Linked DNA regions of Homo sapiens: region 2 is linked to region 1. Evidence: chromatin loops called from intact Hi-C (ENCODE). Cell type or tissue: chondrocyte. All regions are shown on one strand. Links, peaks and the distances in the headings refer to the core of each region. The heading gives the core; the rest is flanking DNA.

Evidence for each region. A loop is a pair of places that touch in the nucleus more often than their neighbours do. Peaks named below come from ENCODE experiments on the same cell type or tissue, not always from the same donor. Only the 100,000 strongest peaks of a DNase experiment are listed, where the experiment ranks them.
Region 2: a loop joins it to region 1, with 2.8 times the contacts of the local background. A loop is called at or near these places in 3 of 110 quality-filtered maps.

Annotation. Positions count from the first base shown.
Region 1 is chr10:89,024,819-89,035,886 of GRCh38, reverse strand. No RefSeq gene overlaps it. Among named protein-coding and RNA genes, the nearest start is that of MIR4679-1, 33 kb to the left of the region's middle. In chondrocyte, for the core only: a CTCF peak has its summit at 5,857 (motif pointing left); no DNase peak of the experiment used is centred there.
Region 2 is chr10:89,384,923-89,393,376 of GRCh38, reverse strand. IFIT1 (interferon induced protein with tetratricopeptide repeats 1) reads right to left here and starts at 754. Exons shown (of 2, transcript NM_001548.5): 1 at 660-754. The coding sequence starts at 664. IFIT1B (interferon induced protein with tetratricopeptide repeats 1B) reads right to left here. Exons shown (of 2, transcript NM_001010987.2): 2 at 8,172-8,454. It also overlaps a transcript of LIPA not described here. RefSeq lists enhancers at 25-74, 876-925, 1,156-1,205 and a silencer at 1,758-1,919. In chondrocyte, for the core only: CTCF peaks have their summits at 1,163, 1,365, 3,700 and 3,915 (motif pointing right); no DNase peak of the experiment used is centred there.

The DNA of each region.
Region 1 (11,068 bases), core at 1,250-9,249:
AGTAGTGCAAACTCTCTTCAACATCTTCCTTTGCATGCACACATGGTATAGGTGCTCTGACTTGAGTGGCTTCTTCATCAAGGAGGTTCAATTCTTGGTGCTGCAGGAAAATTAGCCATGTGTGATGGCTTCTATTAGAGTCCAGCAGACGCTGACTATATTTAAGTTTGTAATGAATATTTTGCAATCTGTCCCTTGAGAAAAATGCAGTCTCTGAGATTTCCCAAGTCCCTCTGTAAGTATCAAATAGTTCCTGATTAAGTCAGTGCTACAAAGTCAAAGGCACAAAATCAGCAAAGGGTAAATCCCCTATAGATTTGAATCAACTGTGCCTTCAATAAATGCCTATGTACTTTATCTGCATAGTAAATGCCTTTGAAATATAATTCTTGTGGATGTTGTTGGGATTCAGGACATTCTGCCCCAAAATATGGCACCTCGGAACTTGAAAAAATAGCAGAAGCAGGAAGGTCACTCTCACCTTACACTGCCCTTCTCCCCTTAAGCAGGTCGTAAGACCCTCATTCAAGAGGTACCTTCCCTATACCCAGAGGAAAGAAGCATTCTTATCTTCAAAGACACAGAAATGTCAAGAGGAATCTGAACAAACAGGCTTTGCTAAGTTCTTCTCAATTACTACCGTTAGATCATACCACCGTTGTCCAATCCTACTTGCTCATGTCCATCCATCTCATCAAACCCAGCATTAAAAATAAACAAGTTTACCTGTGTCTTTGGATCTTTTTTTTTTTTTTCTTTAGGACAGAGTCTAGCTCTGTCTCTCAGACTGGAATGTAGTGCTGCAATCATAGCTCACTGCAGCCTCAAACCCCTGGGCTCAATTGATCTCCCCTCCTCTGCCTCCCCAGTGGCTGGGACAACAGGTCTTTGGATCTTCATTTCTGAAGGCTTCTGTGTCACATCAAACTTATGTTAAATAAATTCGTAATGCTTCTCTCCTGCTAATCTGTCTGTGTCAGCTCTCTCAGGGACCCTAAGAGGGTTGAGAAAAACCTTCCTCCCATATTATATAAATATATATGGAAAAAATAATCCCACATAATTCCACTGCCTGGAGATAGTCACCTTTAAGTTTTCATGATTATCCGTTCATGTCTATACAGAGATACATTTAGACATGGAAGGAAACATAGGTCATTTCCTTGGGAAGCCTCCCCCTGATCTTCCACCCACGCCCCAGTCTAAATAAGGTTTTCTTGCTATATCAGTTCATAGCATCTGTACTTTTTCTTGATATTCTTTATTAGAGTAGAAAATATTTAATTACTATATTTATTTTCTGCTGTATATTTTCATCATGAGGTAAACTCATTGTGGTAATAACATTGAGTACATTGCTATATGCGCAGCGTTTAGATGAGTGCTAGGATGTAGTTGGACAAATATTCAATACATATTTTTTCAGTTAACAAAATGTCACATTACAGGTGTGTACATATGTTTCTAAAGTCAGCGAGCTGTCGTCTCAATCATATTGCCAAATGCCATCAAGAAAGAATCACCTGGAAACAAACAAGGCCACTGTAGCTCTTGTTAGAAACCACTGGATCTTGTAAGCTGGAAACAGAATACAGAATAGGGACTTCACAACACATACACACACACACACACACACACCCCACATTTGTGAAAGACAGTATGAGGCACAGAAAGTACCTGGCTGACCTGAGCCTGGTCTGTTCACCTTAAAAAAAGCATCAGTTGAGAACTGACTCGGGGTGGGGGAAAAGCACCCACTCAGTTAACTCTAGATCTCAGGCCAGATGCCTGTTGGTGTTCAGTGAAAGTTCACTAGGCTTCCAGTGAAGGCATGACCATGATTTCCAACAAATGACACTACTCATGATATCAGGAGTCTCTCTGGAGTACAAGAATTCAGTTTGAATTGTCAGCAGCAAGAGGTGTGAATATGTACAAAGTCATCTTCTTGGAGCCTCAGTTTCTTTATCTTTAAAATGAGGGTAATAAGACCCACTGCAAAATGGAATATATATATCTGGTACACGTAAAATACAATATTCGTCCTTGAGGATGCAAAGATGACTTCAGCAAAGTCCTTGTCCTCCAGTATATATATACACATACACATATACATACATATACATACATATGTATGTATATGTGTATATATATATGTGTGTGTGTGCGTGTGTGTATGAAGTGATTTTATTATCTTGAATAATAGTATTATATTTATCCTGCATTTCAAAAAGGTAGATTAGTTTAGAAAGAAACTATTTTGTGGGTATGAAAAGCAAAACTTGATCCTTCTGTTGATACTAATTTATTTAACACCAAGTTTGTGCAAGGTGCTGTGATATATATGATGTATATGATGTCATATGATATATGATATATGATGTATATTTAGATATATGTGTATGCATGTGTGTGATATACATGATGCTTACAAATATATGAATTATATATACAGGTTAATATACAAAAGTTTATTGACTTATTTACGTACATATATATGGATTGATCTTCAAAACATCATATTGAGTGGAAATATCATGAGATATGTTAACATACAATCAACCTGGGAGGTGGAGGTTGTGGTGAGCCGAGATCGCACCACTGCACTCCAGCCTGGGCAACAAGAGCAACACTCCATCTCAAAAAAAAAAAAAAAAATGTAGGTACACAAGACAGCAATAAATAGTTCACATTACTACACACAAAGAGAAACGTGCATTTTAAATACATTAGAATGGCTACCTATTAGGAATGCCAATAGAAGTGGAGTCTGGGAATAAAATACATAAATGAAAAAATGTTTTCAAGTGTTCTTGCATGGACTGATGATAATACACCCAGACTGAAGAATAAGACAACCTCAAACCTCTCTTCACTCCCACCCTCCACAGGAAACCAGCACAGTAAACTTACCTGTTCTAACACTTGCTGTTATTGACAGTTAAGGGCGGAACATGAGGTAAGGCTGTGAGGTGATCTATCAGAGCTATTACTGATGTCGTCCATATTCTGGATCTTTATCCAAAGCTTACTGGCTCTAGGAAATAGAAGTCTGACAAGCATTATGTACATTTCATTTTCCTCATGTCACCTTCAGAAGCTGAAGAAATCTTGAAAGCCTTGGACTGCTGCCATCAGACATAACTAGCTGCCACTGCATTACCTTCCTGACTGTGCAGTAATTAAAATTTGCATCTTTACTGGATTGTTTTTAGAGTTAAGAAACGCATTTCCGTGAATGAAACTGGACACACAAGGCTACACAGAATATGATTCTATTTACATAAAATATCTGGAAGAGTTCGTCTCATTAAGACAGAAATCAGATTAGTGGTTTCCAGGGACTGAGGAGAGGGAGGGGTGGGGAGTGACTGCTTAATGGATTTTCTTTTGAGGTGAAGAAAATGTTCTGGCACTAGATGGAAGTGGCGATTGCACAACATTGTGAATGTGCTAAATGCCACGAAATTGTATACTTTAAAATGGTTAATTGTTATGTTATGTGATCTTCATCTCAATTGAAAACAAAAAGAGGAAAAGGAGAAAGGGACTTTCCGCATTCTAAGTTCTTAAGAAAGTCCTTTCTCAGTGAAAGGATGACTAAGGTGTTATGCATAGGTCAGTTGAGTGCTGAGTGGGCAGGGGGCGGGGTGGAGAAAAGGCCACAGGCACAAGTAGAATATAGGAGGATGAGGTGTAGAAAGTGCTGCAGTGGGGACCTTTCCCCATACTGATTTAGGGTCCCACTAATTCAGCAAATGCTCTTCTGCAGCTCTCCACACTGCAATTGACTCCAGCATGCATACTATACCCACTTCTCGTGAATTATCTCTTTTCCCAAAGGGGTGCCCATTCCCTGAAGGCTAGACCTTCAGCTCTTTCCTGTGGCACAACCTCCCCCAAGGCTTTATCCTATCCTGAGGCCAATCCATTCGAGCCTCTGGTGCAAGCAAAACACAATATTCGTCCTTGAGGATACAAAGATACCTTCAGCAAAATCCTTGTCCTCCAGTAGGACCAAGTCTATGTGGTCTGGATTCCCGTGATCTCCCTGAGCTCATCCACTGCAGCTGCACTGGCATCTTTGCTATGCCTCCTGAGTGCCTGGCGTGCTCTGGCCCTAGACCCTTGCTCTTGTTATTTTCTCTGTTTGAACAACTCTTCTTCAAGTCTTTGTTCCAATCTCACAGGGGCCTCTCCTCACCATTCTATTTAATAATACACCTTGCTTCTTCCCCTCACTGACTTCTCCCCAATCTCCTATACCCTGCATTACTTACCAGATCATATATCCCTTCCTAACATAAAGTATTTTATGTAATCATTATGTTTATTATTTTTCCATCTCCTGCTGCTGGAATCTCAACCTCAGAATAGCAGAGTCTTTGGATATTTTACTCACATTTTAATCAAAGGCCTAGAATGGTTCCTGCTGAAAAACAACTGTTGCTCAATAAATATTTGCTGAAAGATTTAAAAGCCCATGGTTCAATTTAAGCACTTTCCTTTCTCTATCAATGTGAAATTTGAATACAGCAAGTTTCCGTAGCTGCCTCTGACAACTTTGCTAAGAGTCTTCTTTGCTGTTACCTAAGAGGAGATTTGAATATCCACATTCAGGTGCTGGGGATATCACATTCGAGCTATTGTACCCTGGCCACAGGCCCAAGGTGCCAGACTGCACATCTCTCCTGCTATATTCACCTTTGAACTAGACCCTCTCTTAGGGCAACAGCTCAGCAGGGAGCACCCTCTGAGGAGTAAGGGGGCTAAGTCTCTCTTAAAGACCCTGAAAATACTGCCGGTGCTGGTTGAAAAGCCCTGGTGATCTGTGATAACCATAGTGACAGAAAACTCCGGGAGTTTTATGGAACCTCATTGCTAAATTTCCTGCACAACTGTTTCAGCACAGTGAAGCCCATGATTCAGCAATTGCTAAATGGCACTGGTCACTTACTAGGTGACAAAAATGAGCCCATGGGGGTACAAAGGCAAAGCTCAGGTGAATTCTATTGAGTCTGCCAGGTCCTATCACCAAATATCCCTGTAAATGGAGTGACATTGCTAGGGATGCTCTACAGATTACCTCCATCAAAGATTCAGATAACCATTGTTATCTGATTATTATCCAATTAACATCCTAACAATTGCTGTGAACATAAGGAGGTGAATAAAATATAGACTTCTGCCCTCAGTTAGTTAATCTAAGGGTAGTGGAGTGTTTGTAAAACTTTTACTCAAAATAGAGAAAAATAAATACCATTACATGAAAAGGTAAGAGAAACTTCTGTGCCTTAACCTCTCACTTTCTACTGGTATATATTTGCATAGTGTAGTTTCTCAAATTGTGGTCCCTAGGCCTTCATCATCTTGATACCTGCAGATGAATATGTAGTAGTATACAAACTCTAAGGCATAGGCCTGGACTTCTTGAAACATCTTTAGAAGCTGGGCCTTGAGGGTGTGTATTTTTAAAATTTCCTCATGTGATTCTTATATTAAAAGTTAAGAACCAGTGTTATGGTACGTTATAATTGATCACACTTGCATATATAGTTTATTATTGTGCCTGACAATTATAAGAAGAGCAGGCGAGATGTATCTCCATTTTGTGGATGAGCAAATTGAAACTCAGACATGGTAAATCCAAAGTTATACAGTTAGTTCACGGCAGAGCTAGAATTAGAACCTGGACTACCCGATTTCACATTTAATCCTTGCCTTACCCCATGCTGGCCTGTTTCTCTGTTGAGGAAAAAAAATGAATCAAAATGTGAAATGACAGACATTGTTTCCATAGGGAATAAGTCTTTTTCATACAAGCAGGGGCAAATTTTAGTACCAGGAGAAACACTGCCACCTTGTGGCCATGTGGAAGTGAAGCACAGCCTTGTCTGTCATTAGAGAAGTTGATTCCTCCCAGCCCCCACCAACCTCGCCGCTGCCTTGGTTGCACTGCTTTCAGTGATGGATTTGTGTTGAGCTATACTCACTCTCTACTGATGAAGCTGACGAGTCCTCTGGACTTTGGCCTTTGGTTTTGTAGCTAAGATTTTTTCTCCTAGCTGAGGTTAATTTACTCATTTAGGGCTGGGAACACGAGGTCATCATGCCATGCAATAGCCAGCAGAGCCAAAACCATTCATCTCGGTGGATACTTTCTGCAGCTGACACATGTCTAGCTTTCTAGAACTTTGGCCCTAAAATGAAAATTTTAAAAATATATATATATATATTTGTCATAGTTACAAAATCTTCCTGAAGAAGCCAAGGCTGATTTCAATGTTGGGAAGAGGGACCGCCATCCCTTTCAATTCCCAGGAATATACAGAGATAAGAGGGACTCTTCTCCATTCAATTTCAACACACTAACATCTGGAAATTCACAAGAAAATCTTCATGGGGGGTTTCACTTGGCAGACACATGATACAGACCACAGAATTACGTGGAGGGCCCCAAACACAGCTAGTGCTGTATGGCTAGGCGGACAAAAACATGAAACATTCAGCCTTCAAGATAACAAAAAAGTTTGCTCAAGCCATCCCAGGAATCTGTGGAAGTTGTCAGCTATTAATAAGTCCTCAGTTTGGGCAATCTTTACAAGTACTTCTCCTGCCTTGAATGTCAAACCTCCCAAGCTGCTGTATAAGTAAAGCCACAGTCAGTGACTACCCCCACATGAACAGGCTTCAGGCTGTTCTTGATCTCCTTTCCTCCAATCTCTCTGCTCCTCTTTCTTGCTCCTGCCAGGGAACCTTTAGCAAGACCTTCGTTTCGTGAGATTTCAGATCCTTGGTCACTTTCCTGACTTCACACACTAAGTCAAGTCCTCCTGTCATGCTCCCACATTACATTTTCTTCTAATGACATCTGCCAAAGTTGTGTTTAGCATTTAACTGTGTCACTATCCCATTAGTGTCTGCCTCTTGACTAATGGTTCCAGGAGGTAACCATGTATATAAGCCAGACCTAGTACAGTGCCTGGCACAGAGTAGAAATACAATAAGCATTTATTGAATGAATGAACAAACCCATAAACAGGGCTAATTTTGGTTCAATAACTTCATTTTTATTCCCCTCAAGTCACATCTTCCAAACCATATCTTTGATGATCTTTCTGCTGCAGCCTCCAGAGTGAATCTGATATTATTTGTTGTTTAGCATCTCCAAGTTGCTGCTGAAACCCTATCTATCAAACTCAAATTTCAAAGTAGGAAGAGGATAGACACAATTTTTTAGTCCTAGCAGGACGTTAAAGATTGCAAGTGTTCTTAACAATAGCCTCCTGATTTCTTAGAATTTTCTTTGTATAACTTTATGCAAGTTAATTGATATTTTCAGCCCTTGTCTCCTCTATCTGTAAAGTGGGGATAACAGAACCATTGGATGGAGTAGTCAGATAACATACACTCAATTCTTTTCCATTAAGTCTGATGTTAGTCAATGGTTTTTCCTAGATGCCTTTCACCAAATTGAAAATGTTCCCTCCTATTTCTAGTTTCATAAAAATTTTTGTCATAAGTAGATATTGAATTTTGCCAAACACTTTTTTGTGTAAGCATATACGATGGTACATAGTAGGCACTCAATAAAGTTAATTTCCTCCCTCTTTAATTAAGTACTTTCTTTTTTTTTCCCTCCTCCCCATAACTTACTGGCTAGCTGTTTGGCCAGTATTGAGTCATATGGAAACGACCTTGTTCTGTTGGGAGAAGCTCCAGAACCTATACCTTTGAACTTGGCTTAGACTTATACTGGAAGTTGAGAGTTAGAGAGGCCCAAAGCCCCAGACAGGGCCAACCCAAGTGTATCTACCTAGAGAAGTCCATTTCAACATCAACCTCTTCTCTTTCATCCTTTGTCCAGAGCTCTCCCTTTCCTCAGCCATCTGGAGACACTCTGTTCACCTGAGCCTGCTAACACAGCAGACCTATGCCCAATTCCTGGGGCATGGCCTCCTTGCCCTCCCCCACCAAGTCTTTAGTTTAAGGTTAAATAAGTCAAGTAAGAACTAAAGTGTTCATGACCCATAGTGGTTAAATGTCTTCACATTCTTTAATAGCATTTGTATTTCAGCAAAATAAATTATGATAACATTTGTATTTTACCAACATATGATACCCCAAAGCAGTGAAATACTATGTACCAAAAAAGAATATTATTGTATTAGTCTGTTTTCACACTGCTAATAAAGACATAACTGAGACTGGGTAATTTATAAAGGAAAGAGGTTTAACGGACTCACAGTTCCACATGGCTGGGGAGGCCTCACAATGATGGCTGAAGGCAAAAGAGGAGCAAAGTCATGTCTTACATGGTAGGAGGCAAGAGGGTATGTGCAGGGGAGCTCCCCTTTATAAAACCATCAGATCTCATGAGACGTATTCACTATCATAAGAACAACATGGTAAAGACCCATCCCCATGATTCAGTTACCTCCCATCACGTCCTTCCCATGACACATGGGAATTATAGGAACTACAATTCAAGATGAGATTTGGGTGGGGACACAGCCAAACCATAACAATTATATTTAAAAGGAATATTAAAAAGAAATTATTTTTATTTATTAACATGGAATAGCAACCATAACCCATTGTTGAGTAAAAAGCATGTTATAAGCGTGTATGGTGTGATCACCTTTCTTTAACTTTGTGTGTGTGTAGATATCTAAAAATTCACAAGAGTTACCTTTGAACAGTGGGATTGGGATTAATTTGCACTTTTTTTTTTTTTAAACAGATCTCACTCTGTTGCCCAGGCTGAAGTACAGTAGCATGATCTTGGCTCACTGCAATCTCCGCCTCCCAAGTTCAAGTGATTTTCCTGCCTTGGCCTCCTGAGTAGCTGGGATTACAGGCACGTGCCACCACGCCCAGATAATTTTTGTATTTTTAGTAGAGACGGGGTTTCACCATGGTGCCAGGCTGGTCTCGAACTCCTGACTTCAGGTGATGCACCCTCCTCGGCCTCCCAAAGTGCTGGGATTACAGGCATGAGCCACCACACCCGGCCTTTTGCACTTTCTTTTTAAAACTGTTTTGTATTGCTTGAATTTTCTAGCTGACTATGTACTGGCTTCATAATCAGGAGGAAAAACAATGATATACTTGCTGGGTTGTACTGCAGATTTAGAAACACACAGTTGTTTGCACCTCATGTTGTCTCAGGGATGAGTTAGATATCTTTTCGCTCATTAATTTGTATGATCATTTGTACAGCAAATTTTTCTTTGATGCCTAGACCTGTAAAATTAGTCAAACATAATCCTTACTCCCTTCCACTGCCTTTAGGATAATAAGCTCTATATATAATTAATTAGGATGAGAGTGATAATGATAATAATGTCTACCATTTTTGAGTAAGCCAGACACTGTTCTAGGTGCTTTTCAGAATTGTCTTTAATCCATACCACAAAAAATGAGGGAGGCATTGTTGGCCCTAATAAACAGATGTGGCCTACAGTGTCTTTAGCCTGAGACACCAGAGAAGGTTTCATAAAGAGGTGGCCTCCAACTAAGACTTGAAAGAGGGGTGGCATTTGACCTTCATGGATGGGAAGAAGGGAATTCCAGGTCAAAAGCTAAGAAAACATATAGAAGAGAGGCATTCATGAGGTCAAGTTATGAACCATTTAGTTTGTTAGAACTGCAGGGAAGGCTTCCAAAAGAGACAAGGTTATTGGGGGTAGATTGAGGAGGAGAAAGCTTTGAGTTCCAGATTTAGGAAACAAATCTGAAATCCTTATAATCCAGAGGTTAAGCTGCGCTCTTTAGACAGAGGGGTTTGGATGGTTGGTGGGAGGGTGCCACCCTGGAAAAGAAAGTCCATTTTGTTGCACTCACTTCAGTGTCTTTCGTTTAGGTGACTAGGACACATTGCTCCCACCAATGGCCCTTTCCCAAATTCCTTGCTGCAGCAGCATCCACAAGAATGGACAGAAAGCATACAATGAAGGGAAACTTTTACCTGTGGCTATTTCATTTGCCATGACCTTTGAATGAGCCTTCTTGTCACTTCCCTGCATTTTACTGCAGACTTGTGCTTTTTATTTATAAAGCAGATAGCCAGAAGAATCCTGCAGCTGGGGAAGTCAAGCCCAAAGCTCTGTGTGAAATCTGATGTGTATTTGAACATCATTAGCCCTTTGTGTGTTCTCCTCAATCTGCCAACTCTAGCATCAATGTCATACTATTCCTGTACTGGTGCTGGGCTGGGCCTGTGGAGCCCTGGGCATTACTGTAATTATAGGAAAGCTATATTTAGCGCTTATCACATGCCAGATACCATTCCATGGGCTCTAAGTGGAGTATCTCATTTAATCCTCAGAGCAGCACTACATGGCAGATACTATCATTTTCCCTCTTCTAGAAGTGAGAAAACTAAGGCCCAGAGGAGGTAAATAAGTTGCCCAAGGTGACAAGGTCCCAAATCTAGGAATGGCAGGGATTCAAATGCACAGTCTTCAGAGCTTACACTCCTACCCACTTCTTTATGCTTCCTTTTCTGCCTTCAAGGACCTTACAATGTATATGGGGTACAAGATCTGTACATGCAGACCACAGGTCAAGTAACATAGGAGTGCCTGATGGAACGAGGACAAGCACAGATGACCTCAGAGAGGACTCAAAGCTTTCAGAGAGTTGGTTACAGCCTACAGCCTCCTGCGGGAACTAGTGATTTCCCTGGGCCTGTGAAGAGGGGTGGAATTTGGGTAGATTTTTTTGAGAGAGAGGAGAGCACAAGGTGCAGACAGTGAAGAGCAAGATTTGGACTGGGAGTAATAGAGTCAGAAACAAGAATGGGGGAAGCATGGAAGGAGTAGCTGGATATGGCTGGAATGACACAGGGATGGGGGCAGGGAAACTCAAAGGAGCTTGGATACACGTGATAAATTAATGATACAATGTTTAAAAAAAAAAAAAAGTTCAGCTTCCCTAACACTCGCTGTGACTTTTCCATCAAATGCCAGTCATACAGAACACAAATGACTACTGCATACATAATGTTCCTTCATTAACTGATTCATTCAAGAAATGTTGACTGAACACCTACTCTGTGCTAATC
Region 2 (8,454 bases), core at 1-8,000, 360 kb before region 1:
AAGCAGATGTGGATCATCTTCAGTCAAGGACGTACCAAGAGCCTAGATTTTCCAGGGAGGAGGCAATCTGTTTATCTTAAGCTCAGCCTGATTGCGAAAACCTGTTGTAAGAGGCCAGCAGTGCAGAAAGTGAGACCAGAAGCCTATGGAGGAAGGCTGTGAGCTTTTCCTACCACATCTCCACTGTATTACCCACAAGACATCAGAGAGGCTGCAAGACTGAGGCTTTCACATTCTTGTGGGTCCTGCTTTTTCTCTGTGGTAAAGAACCTGCAGAAAGCAATGCCTCTACTCAGACAAGCTGTCCATTCCTTCCCCATATCAGACAGAAGTGAATCTGATGGGAAAGAATCTCTCAGATTGGGATCATTTTCTCCCTTCCTGCAAAACTCTTTTCCCATTTCCCTCCCCTTCTTTGGGCTATAGCATGAGGTAAGCTTCCTCAAGTTCATGCTAACAAACATAAAAATGCATTAAACAATTTATGTATGTGTGAACGTGCACACACATGCATGCACACATTCAGTCCATAAGCAGATACTCAAATCGAGGAATTAGAAAACCTGACCTCACTGAGATCTAACCTGTTGAAATAGTATTTAATTACCATTTTTTCAAAAACTTTAGACATTATGGCAGAGGAGCAAAGAAATCCTTACCTCATGGTTGCTGTAAATTAGGCAGCCGTTCTGCAGGGTTTTGCTTAGCCAGGCTCCTCTGAGATCTGGCTATTCTGTCTTGTGGATTTTCAGTTACGTTTAAACCCCAAGACAGTGTTATATAAGGGAGCTAAACAGCAGCCAATGGTGTAAGCTGTGGGTGTGTCCTTGCAAGTTGGAAACCTAGGGAAACCGAAAGGGGAAAGTGAAACTAAAGCTAGCGGAATTCCTGCTGACGGGGGGGGGTGGGGAATGAAACTTTGTTTCTATTTTAAAACAGATAAACTGCAGACCTGCAACCATAGATGTTTCTAGTGCTGCAGAAACCCAATGACTGGCCAGCATTTGGAACGAGATTCACGTCCTCCCTAAAGAACATCAGTCCATTGCTGCCTATTGTGGCAGTTGGTGGCTGGATTCTGGATGAATACACAGAAAAAGGAGAATTGAAGGAGATAGCTCTATTTTCAGTTTCTATATTTAGAAGGAACCTACTATCAAATATAAAAATCTACTCTTAATTAATTGAGTAACAAGGCTTTTGGTTGCTGGTTGCTTTTTGGTTGCTTACTTTTGGTTTCAGCTTGACGGAAATAAGCAACCAATCTGGTTTAGGAATGAAGGAAAGAGACCAATACCTAGAAAGCCTTCTAACCCCTGATGACTTAGGCAGGAGGTAAAAGCAAGGAGGTATGGTTTGAAATAGAGAGCCCTCTATTGCTCCATCATGGACACTGTCATTCTGAATCAAATTCCAGTACAACCTCCACTACAGTTCATGGAATTTGAGTTTAAATAGTTAGCAACTACCTGGCACATAGAAGCATGCAAATAAGTGGTAACTATTATTATTATTATTTTCAGTCATCAAGTTAAAAATAATGATTCTTGGCTGGGTGCGGTGGCTCATGCCTGTAGTCCCAGCACTTTGGGAGGCCAAGGTGGGCGGATGACAAGGTCAGGAGATGGAGACCATCGTGGCCAACATGGTGAAACCCCCTCTCTACTAAAATACAAAAAATTAGCTGGGTGTGGTGGTGTGCACCTGTAGTCCCACCTACTCGAGAGGCTGAGGCAGGGGAATTGCTTGAACCTGGGAGGCAGAGGTTGCAGTGAGCCGAGATCACACCACTGTACTCCAGTCTGGTGACAGAGCGAGACTCCGTCTAAAAAAATAAATAAATAAAAAATAAAAAATTGTTGTCCGGGTGCATTGGCTCAGGCCTGTAAGTCCCAGTATTTTGGAAGGCAAGGCGGGAGGATCACTTGAGCCCAGGAATTGTAGACCAGCCTGGACAACATAGGGAGACCCCAACTCTACAAAAAAACTGAAAAAAAAAGCTGGGTGTGGTGGTGTGTGTCTGTGGTCTCAGCTACTCAGGAGGCTGAGGTGGGAGGCTCACTTGAGCCCAGGAGGTAGAGGCTGCAGTGAGCCATGGTCACACCACTGCACTCCAGCCTGGGCAACAGAGTGAGCCCCTGTCTCAAATAATCATAACAATATATAAAAACAATGTTTCCTTTAAAAAAACCTACCTACTTTGTCTTTTAACATAAGAAGCAGAAGAGGAGCAGGTGCAAGAGTATTTTCCTTTTGGAAACACTTAACTGGGCACACTGCCAGATCTAAACAGTTTCTGCTCAACTCCCTGCCAGACTCATCTCCCATGTCAGCTCTCACCAATTCTGTAAGCTTCCACAGAGAGTTCAACAACTAGTTAGAAAGTTCTACACAAATAAGAATTTCTGAATTAATAGGACAGGTTTTGTCTTGCACTCAGATACATGATCAGGCCATAAGCAAATGCTGAAACAGATGAATTAGAAAACATCTTTTGGGGAGCAAGATGTCTTTGGAATTCTTATGGGAAAAAATGGGTTTTCAATTTGCCAATGCACTAGATAGCATGCAGAGATATGAACAAAAAGTTTATCTTGCCATTGCTGTGAATTTGGCAGCAGTCTTGGTTCTACGGGGCTATGGCCCAGGCTGATTAGGTATTCAGAATCTTGCTTAGTGTCTCTTTGGGCTAAACAAACCCATGAGGGACACAGGATAGAACAGCATTAAGGAAAGAAAAGCCAATCGCGCGCGTGTGTGTGTGTGTTTACAGATAAAAAAGAAAATGGGAACCAGAGAGGATCAAACATTTAGAAAATGAAATTTCAGCACTAGGTTGTGAGTTCATTCCCAGGAGTCTAAGCTGGGCTCTGCAAGGGACTGACCAGTTATGATAAACTGCTTCACCTCTATGAATCTCAATTTCCTCAGCTGAGAAGTCATTTGGAATAGGTTGGCAGATCTCAACCCTCACTGCACATTAGAATCAGCCAGGTAAATCTCAAAAATAATGCTAACTATGCCCATTCCAGAACAATTGAACATATACTTAGGTACAGGCCTCTGGCTCAGTATTAAAAAGAAATCTTCAGCCTGGGCACAGTGGCTCACGCCTGTAATCCCAGCATTTTGGGAGGACAAGACGGGCGGATCACCTGAGGTTGGGAGTTCGAGACCAGCCTGACTAACATGGAGAAACCCCGTCTCTACTAAAAATACATAATTAGCCGGGCGTGGTGGCACATGCCTGTAATCCCAGCTACTCGGGAGGCTGAGGCAGGAGAATCGCTTGAACCCGGGAGGTGGAGGTTGTGGTGAGCCGAGATCGTGCCATTTCATTGCACTCCAGCCTGGGCAACAAGAGTGAAACTCCATCTCAAAAAAAAAAAAAAAAAAAAAAAGAAAGAAATCTTCAGGTGATTTTGATGTAGACCTGCGCCCTGAGCCGGGAACCAGGGCCTCAATTATCCCTAATGTCTATTGTATGTCTGAAATTCTCTGACTGAGAGATATGGGACTCAATCCCTGGACCCACTTCCTGTTCTGTGAGGCCCAGATTCAGTATTTTACGACTCAATGCCTTGTTTCCTCACCTACACAATGGGTAATGAATTCCTTAGTCTCTTCTTCATTCACAGGATGATATGGAAAAAGAATGTTATTCTGAGTGTATTTTTTAAAAATTATAATATGATAATATGGACAAATGCTAAGCCATTTCTGCTGAAGGGTCTCAAATATCCAATCACAACTTATTAAGGAATGGGCTCCATAGAAATTTCCCCTGTCTTTTCCAGGGTCATCTCTTGTAGTCTAAAATCTCTTATCAGCTTGCTAATGGCCAGGTAGAATAGGATCTAGTGATCTGGTTACCTAATGAAAAGCTGATTTCTTGTTAGAAACAAATTCAGCCCCTAGGTGGTACTACTTCCTTGGGCTTCTCTGTCTCCTCAGCAGTCCTTTCCATCAGTTTGTACTGCAGAAGTTGCTACTGTACTTGTTTTTTGGTAATCATAGTTAAATGAAGGCATTGTAGTGACATGAAAGACACACAAGATGCTTTCATGCTAGAATCATAAAAACCAAAGGCTTGACTGAATCGATCAATCCATTTCCATGTTCCTGCATCTTTGATTTTCCTCACGTTTTTCATTTAATTATAAAAGTCAGGTTTCTAGATATTTCTCTTTTTAATTTATAATTTAACATTTAACAATTGGAATATCTCTGCTAATTACATGTTATATACTCTTTTGAATGTATTCAATCACAAAGATATTTTTAGCTATAGCCTATTTTCTGAGGAATGTAATTCTCAGTGTTCTGACCACTGTATGAAAACTATTTTCTTGGCTTCTGAGATTTTTCCTAAACTACTTCCAGTCGCATCCATGGAGAGAGGACTTGGACTCCAGAAATTCTTCGTTGCAAATGATTTGATGATTTACATATCTTCTCATGAAACTTCAAGAGACCTCTCAGCCCATGATATCACTCAGCCCACCTTGACCCACAGTTTGGTTTACTGCAACCTATTCAAGTACTACTAGAATTTTTATTAGCTCATTTTTTTTTTTTTTTTACATTTCAGGCATATTTTGAAACAACTATAGACACAAGAAATTTCAGAAAAGATCCTGTGTACTTTTCATCCAAATTCCCCAAATAGTGACATCTTATATAGCTGTAGTACAATATTAAAACCAGGAAGATGACATGGATACTGTGTATATATTTTGAAGATAAAATATGACATGAATCTTACAAACCCAGGTACACTGGATTTTTTTACTTAACATAAAAAATCTTACGTACATATTTTTCCTCCCAAACTAAACATTCCTTTTCTAAGTGATGCCAGTTTAATTATTCATGTGATCTATTATATAATACACCAACAACCGTCTCTGAATAACAAAATTAACAAAACACCTCCAGAATGGTGCTAAGTAGAGTTTAAGAATTTTTTTCGGCCAGGCGCGGTGATTCACACCTGTAATCCCAGCACTGTGGGAGGCCAAGATGGGCGGATCACCTGAGGTCAGGGGTTCGAGACCATGCTGGCCAACATGGCAAAACCCTGTCTCTACTGAAAATACAAAAATTAGCTGGGTGTGGTGGCACCCACCTGTAATCCCAGCTACTCAGGAGGCGGAGGCAGGAGAATCACTTGAACCCAGGAGGCGGAGATTGCAGTGAGCTGAGATCATGCCACTGCACTCCAGCCTGGGTGACAGAGCGAGACACTGTCTCAAAAAAAAAAGAATTTTTTTCCATGTTAGTTTTGTTTATAAGCTATATCCTATTAAAAATGTAGAGTCAAATTACAGCGCACTTAAAAATCACTTGGAATCCTTCCTTCCTATGTGATTTTATCCACCATTCCCTACATATTTTGGATAATTTGTCTCAGTTTGCTGTACTTTTTAGATACTGCTATTTGCCCTTTTTATCCAAACATTTTATTATTATACATGGTCAAGCAGAGAGAAAAGTTGAGAGTATTTTACAATGAACACTTGTATAACTAGATTCTACAGTTAACATTTTACTATATTTACCTTATTACATATCTATTCATCCACTCATTTCTCTATCCACCCATCCATTTATTTTATATTTTCTTTTGCATAAAAGGGCCTTCAGTACAATTAATTGATAAAACATTTAGCTTACATATGTGGATTGCTTTTCTAAATATAAATTTGGTTTTATAATTAGGCAAAATATTGACATGGTTGCAAAAACAAACACAGAGAAGTCTGGCTCCTATTGCTGTCCCTTTCCTTTTCCTCTCTTTCTTATTGGTAACCATTACAAAATTTCATTTATCCATCCACTGTTTTCATTTTAATACAAGCAGGTAGATAAGTTTTATATACCCTCCAATTTTTTCTCTCTTCTTCGCTGGCCCATATTGCATGTAGAAGCCACTGATAAAAGCAGCACTTTAGATGATATTCAGCCAATGAATCCATAATTGTTTATTGATTCCCTCTTATGTTCCCAGGGTATGGTGAATTGATGTTGTTAAAATAGATTTTTTTTTTTTTTTTTTTGAGACGGAGTCTTGCTCTGTCACCCAGACTGGAGTACAGTGGCGGGATCTCTCGGCTCACTGCAAGCTCCACCTCCTGGGTTCACGCCATTGTCCTGCCTCAGCCTCCCGAGTAGCTGGGACTATAGGCGCCCGCCACCACGCCCGGCTAATTTTTTGTATTTTTAGTAGAGGCGGGGTTTCACTGTGTTAGCCAGGATGGTCTCGATCTCCTGACCCCATGATCTGCCCACCTCGGCCTCCCAAAGTGCTGGGATTACAGGCGTGAGCCACGGCGCCCAGCCTAAAATAGTTTTAAGACTTACTTGGTGCTTATCCAAACACACACACACTCTCTCTCTCTCTCACACACACACACACACACACACACACTCATATACCCACAGACTCATAAACTCTATTAAGTAGATGCAGTTGCAAAAGGTTTTGGTTCCAGTACCTGGAGTGGTGGGAAGGTTTCAATATTAATTAATGAATGAATTTGATTCAATAAAACCTAATTTCCTGACAACTTACTAACTAGCTGAGTAATTTTATTTTATTTGTGATGAATTCAGCCAAGAGGACTGTAAATCTCTTGTTACTTCTTTTTGCCAAGAGTAACCAGTAGCTAAGGAGCAAATAGTTGTCAGTTTACTAACAATTACAGAACTGAGCCAAACCAAAAGCTTAGAGTTGTCCAGTTAGAAGAACATTGTCTCTGTGTTTTCTAATTAGTAGAGATATGTCCTCAGATGTCTCATTTAGATTAATTCCATGAATGGAGGCAAATCTCCCCTACAAGAAGCTCTGTGGCAGTTACAAGTAAGGAATTCAGAGGCCAGGTGAGCCTGAATCACACCTTGTTTACAGGGAAAAGTCAATAGTAGTTTCCTCTGGTTAAATTGAATAAGTACGTTCTTTGTTTACTATCAACAAAGTTGAAAAAGGTGTTACTCCTGTGCTTTCCAGGTGTCATCTAAATGACTCCACTCCCCTGCCTCCCCACTCTCCCAAATCTCCATCATTGGTCACTCCCCGCTTTCAAGGATCCAAGTAACATAAGTCAATCTTAAAATTCCATGGCCTGTAGTAGTAAATGCCTCCCTAGTTTTTTGAAAAATTCTTGGTAGGAAGTGGTACATGGTGGCATGCACTTATGGTTTTGGCTACTCAGGTGGCTGAGGAGGGAAGATCTCTTGAGGCCAGGAGTTTAAGGCTGCAGCGTGCTATGACTGTGCTTGTAAATAGCCACTGAACTCCAGCCTGAGCAACATCACAAGACCCTGCCTCTAATAAATAAATAAAAATTATAAAAATTCTTGGTCAGGTTTCTATTCCATCACTTCCTCTGCTTCAGGCCTTCTAATGCTGTGTAAGTTGGTTCTACATTTTTCTATTTGAAATAAAACACAAAATACACTTGTTTTTGAATATCACTAATAAAATACACTCCAAGAATTTGTGATCTTAGCAAAGCTCTTAGGTGTAATCTTAGATGTGTGATTTTAGGTGTGATCTCAGGTGTGAATAAATGTCCAGCAGTGTGTTTGGGTCACGTAGATCCCTTGTGATTGCCAGCAGCTGGACACATGTAAACAAAAATTTGAATTTATTATAAGGCTTGGCTCACTGACCAGCAGGTCCCAGCTACAGTAGGGCCTTGGGAAATAGAACTCCAGCTAGAATGCTGTAGAACTCCTGAAATTCCCTCCTTTCTAACTCTTGTCTTTGCTCATTTATTTTACTCTTAGGTTTTGTTGCAGGTCAGTGACCCTGGCCACATGGAACAGAAACCTTCCCTGTTTAGGTCTCCTTTGTTTGGGAGACTGAGGATGAAAACTGCTCATTCCAAAGGCAAAATTTTAAGGAAAATGATTCTTATTGTCCCAGCAGATGTAGGTGCCTAAAACAGCATTAATAAGCCTTGGTCAATGAATGCAGGGATGTGTTGTGGAAGAATAGATGCTCCTGCCGCAGACACATGGATTGAAGAGGAAAAAATGAGGGGGGTGGCCAGGCAATAGAGTATGTGTTATACCGAAGTATTTTGTATTTCATCAGACTATACATTTTTGAAGGCAGCAATTGGGAAAGACTGTTGTCTCAATCTCAAATAATGGAATTCAGAAACTATGATTAAGTATAGAGTTTATTTGAGCACAAAGCTTGAGGGTAACCACTCAGGAAATACAGACACCTAATGACTGGAGTCAGCATTCCAAAATGGGGAAGTTAAGATTTCACTTACATAGGCAGTAAACAGGGTTGCAGCATTTTCCACATAAGGTCAGTACACACGTTATAGCAATTTGATCGGTTACTACTTGCTATGTTCCAAGAAAGATTGCTTTACCATTCCATCAGGAGGGATGATACTTTCAGGGGGTCTTATGTCTGGTGCCACAAGGCCTTTC